2 separate regions of the Homo sapiens genome follow, and region 2 is linked to region 1. A link is a contact called in ENCODE Hi-C or POLR2A ChIA-PET data. All regions are on one chromosome and are shown on one strand. Each heading gives the region's core, a stretch centred on a gene start or an enhancer-like site at or near the end of the contact. The rest is flanking DNA. Distances are from core to core; before and after follow the strand shown. Region 1 has its middle 91 kb from the start of ZNF827. Region 2 overlaps SLC10A7 (solute carrier family 10 member 7).

Region 1 (3,019 bases), core at 232-2,731:
ACGCAATTAAAAGTTTGCTTGGTGAATGTTGATTTTAAAAAGGGGATGGTAGGTGACTATACAGGTTTAATTTTATCAGGTAAGAATGGCTTGAAGTGAGGTTACCAACCTTTACCTTTTACCTCAGTAGTTTCTCAGTGAGAAGAACAGACCCAGGGAACTTTTTGACATAAGAGTGATAGGCTCTGCCCCCAAAGCTCCAGTGCTCAGAGCTAGAGACTTCCACTTGGGCTTGAGCTAAAATGCTGGCCTTTGATATCTCATCCAGACTGAAGATAGGGCAGAGCCAACGTGACTTGCTTGCCTGCATGCACTATGAGAAACTGGAGCAGAAGGAAAGCAAAAGGAAGCCTGCTGAGGAGCTGAGGTACGAGGGCCCCGAGACTGGGCAGGCCAATCAAAGAAGGTGAAAGAGTGTGCACAAGCAATGCCCCGACTCCATCACCCCACCTTCTGATATGTAAAGCCAAGTGGTTGGTATGCTGTCTTGAGTCAGATTAGCTACTCTTACCCTGGTGAGAGAAGAATGAAAGGAGGGACAGAGAGACAGCATGCGTCAGTTCACATGTTCCCTAAAATGGTCTGCAAGTTGGATGGGGGGAAGTTCTCTCATCTGGAGCCTGAGGTGGAAATATGGGAAGAAGAATAACAATGTCTACAAAAGGGCAAGCACTGCTCTTGGCCAGGAGATGGGTATCTTTGACCAAGATGCAATTTTTTTTCCCTGAGCTGTTCTTAGATTGACTCATCAGCTTGCTCTGGAACCCCATAAAGGCAGGAGCAGAATTTGTTCATGCTCTTAGCACAGTGCTTAGCAAACTCTCAATGTATGTATGGAATACCTGCTTTTACTTCTCCTTTTTCTTCTTTCATGGTGTCGAACCGTACCTTAAATTGACTATTATTCCTTTAGTTGTTTTATTTTCCTCAATCAGATTACTAGGTTCAACATGACGACTTTGCACATCTCTGCTCCATACAATATGTATTGATTTTGTTGTTTAGCTCTTGGAGGACAACCTCATTTTCCTTCCTGATACCAAGTTCTTTAGGGACACATTTCCCTATAGCTGTCAAGAACCTGCTGTCTCATTCCCATCCTACAGTCATTTAAGAGCAAAGCCAAAGTTAAGATCTGAGGTCACAGGAAAAAAAAAAAGATGTTATAGGATGTACTGTTTGAACAACTCCTGTTAGATGTTAGTGTTTCACAGAACTCATCAGAGAAACCCAAGTTTTCACAAAACACTACATTTATTTCCACCTCCCACAGCAGTTATCTTGCCCAAGAGAGGAAATTGTTTCCAATTTACACATGGTAAAGGACACCTCCTGAAAATTTCCCTTTGGGGCTAGGAATTTAATCTTACTACTGGGTTAATGCATTTATTTGGGTGGCTTTTTAACCTAAATAAGTGAGCAGTACTTCCTCCCACCATCACTTTCATAATTGCTGTGAAAAGAAGCCCTCGTGGGGGTTGCTGCAGAGACAGCCTGGGGAAACCCCGTGAAGTTAAATGCGCTGCTTGAAAACACAGACACCCGGTTCTAGCTGCTCCAGCCCTGAGCCATTAGATTTGGTCGTCAAGGAGCCCAGCAGGGCAAAGGTCAATTTCTCTTTGCTTTTTTCTTCCACTTCCTGTTCTTCCACTTTTTCCATTGTCTTCTCACAGCTATCCCAGGCTCTCTCCTTCTTTTTCTCTTGTCTTTTCATATTCTCAAAAAACAGGATAACTTTCAAAGCCTTTCCTTTCTTTTCTCACTCTATCCACATCCCCTCGGCTGTTCAAATGCATAGAGTTCACCCTTAAGCTAAGGAGACAGTGCAAATTTTATAGTAAGAATGTAGGCTAAGAAGCCAGACTTCCTGGGGCTGAATCCCAGTTGCTTGGGAGAGTTACTGAATCTCTCAGGACCTCAGTTTCTACATCTATAAAATGGGAATGATACTAGTAGTTCTTATCCTATAAGGTTATTATGAGAGTCAAATCAGTTAATATATGTAACGTGATTAGGAATGTTATGTAACGTATATAAGAGTGTTTGCTGGGAAAAAACAACAACAACATGTCACAAGTGGGTAAGAATGAAAATGGGCTTAGAACAGAGATCACATTCCACCCTCTGTCCCTTTGATTAAGGATAGGGGTTTGGCTGCATCTGCTTTTCTTCCCCTAAAATATCCACGTATTCTAAAACTCTGAGTATGTTTTTTGTGTAAACTGAACATAGTTCAGAACTTTTTTCTCAGCTACCATTTTCTTTTTGGAGAGTGATAAACTTGATCTCTTTTGTGAAGAGCTATTTCTGGCTAGCTTTAACATAATGTTTAAATTAATGACCATTTGTTTATGCCCATGATGTATAAGCTAAACAACTGCCCCTGCATTCTATAATTCCAGTCCCAAGGAAGGGGAAAAAAAATGCCAGGATAGCATGGGGAAGAAAATAGCCATCATCACCAACCCACCAGAAAATCTCCCTCCTCTCATATTCACTCTTTAATTACAGAACTGCATTTATGTACACATTTGGAGAATTACATGTTTATATGTCTTGTCTCCTCTTGATCATAAGGTAGTGTCTGTTCCATCTTATGTATTCTTGGTGCTCAGAACAGTGCTACACTTACCTGTGGGTGTAAAGTACAATTTGCTGACAAACTATAAAGCAATATAAATAGATCATATATTAGACTAGTATTAAAGGTTTTAAAAATAGTCTATTTTAAAAATATAGTTTGTGAAATTTATGAGTTTTAAATGGCAAAATTTAAAAGAATTAAATAAAATGAGAGTGGTTTCCATTTTTTGAATCACATTTTCTGCTTTTATTCCCATATGCCCGTAAAAGGGATTATATATATAGTAGGTGTGAAGCACTTATGTAAGGTATATGTATATAAGGTATATGTATGTGTGTGAGGTATGTGTGTGTGTGTATGTGTGTGTTATGTGTGTGAATTAAGCTGTCAAGTCAGCACACACAAGGAGAAAATCATGTACAGAATTGCCTTAGA
Region 2 (3,216 bases), core at 139-2,638, 430 kb after region 1:
GTGTATATATTTATGGGGTATATGAGATGTTTTGATACAAGCATACAATGTGTAATAATCACATCATATAAAATGGGTATCCATCTCCTCAAGCATCCATCCCTTGTGTTACAAACAACCCAATTATACTCCTTAGTTATTTTTAAATGTACAATTAAATTATTATTGACTATAGTCACCCTGTTGTGCTATCAAATACTAGGTCTTATTCATTCTTTGTTTTTGGACCCATTAACCATCCCCTCATCGCCCCAAAAAACATTCTTAACTCATATACCACACAAAAAACTTTCAGCAAGCCTGATTTGCCCTGCAAACCACAGTTTGTTCATCCCTGCTCTTGGGTAAAAAAAGAAAATACAGACATTTCTAATGTCAGGAATGAAAGCAGGGACATCCTAAACTGCTTCAGATATTTAAAAGATGAGAATATTGTAGACAGCATTATGTCCCCAAATATGAAAACTTAGATGAAATGAACAAATTCCTTGAAAGACACAAACTACAAAAACTCTCTTAAGAACAGATGACCTAAATTTTCTATTACCTATCAAAGACATTAAATGTGTAGTTAAAAACTTTCCCAAAATGCAATTTCTAGGACCAAATGGCTGCACTGGTGAATTCTACCAAATATTTAAAGAAGAAATATTAATTCTATAAAAACTCACCAAGAGAAATACAACAGGAAAGAAAATTCGCCAAATCATTTTACGAGACCAGCACTAACCTGATACCAAAATCAGATTAAAACATCATAAGGAAACCACAGAAGAATAATCTTCATGCACATAGACATAAAACTCCTTATAAAATTTGAACTAATTTAACCTAGCAATATATAAAAAGGATGATACAGTATGACAAAGTGGAGTTTATTCCAGGAATGCAAAGTTGGCATAAGATTTAAGAATCAATCAAAGCAATTCACCTTATCAATAGATGAAAAAAGAAAAAAACATATAATCATTTCAATAGGTACAGAAAAATCATTTGACAAAATTCAATATATATTGATGATAAAAATTTAGAAGACTAGAACTGATAAAAATTTCCTCTGCCTCATATAAAAAACCAAACAGCTGACATCATACCTAACTGTAAAAGACTGAGTGTTCCTAAAATCAGGAACAAAGTTAGGATGTCTATTCTTATTACTACGTCTATCCAATCTTGGCCTTGTCAAAGTAAAATAAAATGGAGACTAGGCTGAAAATTCCCCAAGCAGACCAAGTCAGTTAGTCAAATAAGGATTTGATTGGTAAATGTAAGCAAAACTTAAGTTGGATTATTCCTTATAAATGTCTCTGATAATCAGAAACTAAAGTAACTCACCTTACAAAAATGGTGAAAGTAATTGTTATTGGCCTATCCTCTGCTATCTGGAAATCCCCACTGCTGTATCCAATCATTGTAAAGGTTAAACAACTTCCTCGTTTTTACTATAAAACCCAATCTGCAAGAGTAGGCCTCTGAGCTTCTAACCACTTTTGATTTTGAGGGCTTGTGTGTAACAATCTGTATTTACTATTTTACTCAACAGTAAACTTTAAAACTCTCTTTACTTATCTGATCTGATTTTTGTTTTGAACAGCCTGAAAGTGTTAGCCATGTAATACTGAAAGAAAAAGAAAGAAAATGCAAATAGATTGGAAAGGAATAAACCTGCCTTTATTCACAAATTACATCATCCTAGAAAACCTCCCTTCTGAAAAAAACTACAAAATAGGAAAGTTTATCAAAATTCAAGAATGCAAGGTCTATATTGAAAAATCAATGTATTTCTATATACAAGGAAGGAATAATTTTAAATTGAAATTAATAAAAATATTTTTCACAAACAGTTTAAAGAACATGAAATATAAAATAAAGCTAACAAAATACGTGTAGACTGTGTATGCTAAAGGTTATAAAACACTGATAAGATAAATTCTAAAAGACTTAAATAGAGAGATATGGATTAGAATCCTTGATATTAAGGTGTCAAATTTCTCCACATTGATTTATAGACTCAATGTAATCTCAGTCAAAATCCCTACAGGATTTTTAGTAGAAATTGACAAATGACTACAATTTATTTTAAAAATAAACTTTATTTATTTATTTATTCAGGGAATTATTCTTAGAAAAGTTGGAAGACTCACATTTTATATTTCACGATAAAGTTATGCTAATCAAGATAATGTGGTACTGGCTTAAGGACAGATATACGGATCAACAGAAGAGAAGAGAAAGTTCAGAAACAGATCTATATAGAGATGGTAAATTGATTTTTGGCAAAGGTGCTAGAGTAATTCAATGTGGAAAGAATAATCTTTTCAATAGGTGGTAACTGGACATCCACACACAAAAAAAAAAAACGAAAAACTCTGATGCTTATTCACACTACACACACAAAGCAACTTGGAATGGATCATAGACCTAAACATAAGAACTAAATCTATAAAACTTTCAGAACACTTAAAGAACATCTTTGTGACTCTGGATTAGGACAACATATCTACGTTAGGCTACAAAAATCACAAACTTTTGATATAATAAATTTTAAATCATAAAATTAAAAATGGATAAATTGGACTTCATTGTCCTTCAAAGTCACTGTAAAGAAAATGAAAAAGCAAACAGACTGGGAGAATAATTTCTAAAACACATAGCTGATAAAGGACTTGTATGCAGAATATATTTTTAAAACAAAATAAAACAAAACTCTTACAACTAAATAAGAAGACAACCCCAAGTTTTTAAAAATGGGCAAAAGATTTGAACAGACACTTCACTGAAGAAGAGATGTGGATGACAAATTAACACATGAAAAGATCCTAAACATCTTTAGTTAGTAGAGAACTATTAATTAATTAAAATCACAATGAGATAACACTATTTACCAGCAAGAAGGGCTAAAACTTAAAAAGAAACTGGCAGCTCAGTGTTGGTGAGGATGTGGACCAATGAGGACTCTCATATATTGCTGGTATAGATTGCAAATGATGAAGCCACTGTCGAAAACAAAGTTTCTGTTAAAGTTACACATATATTTACCATATGACCAAACCATCCCACCACTAGGTATTTACGCAAAAGACAGATATTCCTACATTCACACAGACTTGTATTCAAATGTTCGGATTTATTTGTAATAGCTCAAAACTGGAAACTACCCAAATGTCCTTCAAATGGTGAATGAATAAAGAAATTATGGTACATTCATACAATGGA

The links. A loop is a pair of places that touch in the nucleus more often than their neighbours do. ChIA-PET counts read pairs that join two places held with the same protein, here RNA polymerase II (POLR2A). Pooled maps may share reads with other maps.
Region 2: a loop to region 1 is called in a pooled map, with 2.1 times the contacts of the local background. The contact joins two enhancer-like sites. A Hi-C loop is called at or near these places in 1 of 37 single-sample maps with no recorded cell type and 3 of 50 pooled maps. POLR2A ChIA-PET finds 5 or more read pairs at or near these places in 1 of 52 experiments (activated T-cell).

Annotation. Positions count from the first base shown.
Region 1 is chr4:146,028,615-146,031,633 of GRCh38, forward strand. No RefSeq gene overlaps it. Among named protein-coding and RNA genes, the nearest start is that of ZNF827, 91 kb to the left of the region's middle. RefSeq lists an enhancer at 1,613-1,832. Within about 2 kb of position 1,482, at least 4 of the 41 ENCODE cell types and tissues checked have a DNase peak (open chromatin) inside an H3K27ac peak, as active enhancers do.
Region 2 is chr4:146,457,268-146,460,483 of GRCh38, forward strand. All of the region lies in intron 4 of SLC10A7 (solute carrier family 10 member 7), which reads right to left. Among named protein-coding and RNA genes, the nearest start is that of MIR7849, 50 kb to the left of the region's middle. Within about 2 kb of position 1,389, at least 5 of the 41 ENCODE cell types and tissues checked have a DNase peak (open chromatin) inside an H3K27ac peak, as active enhancers do.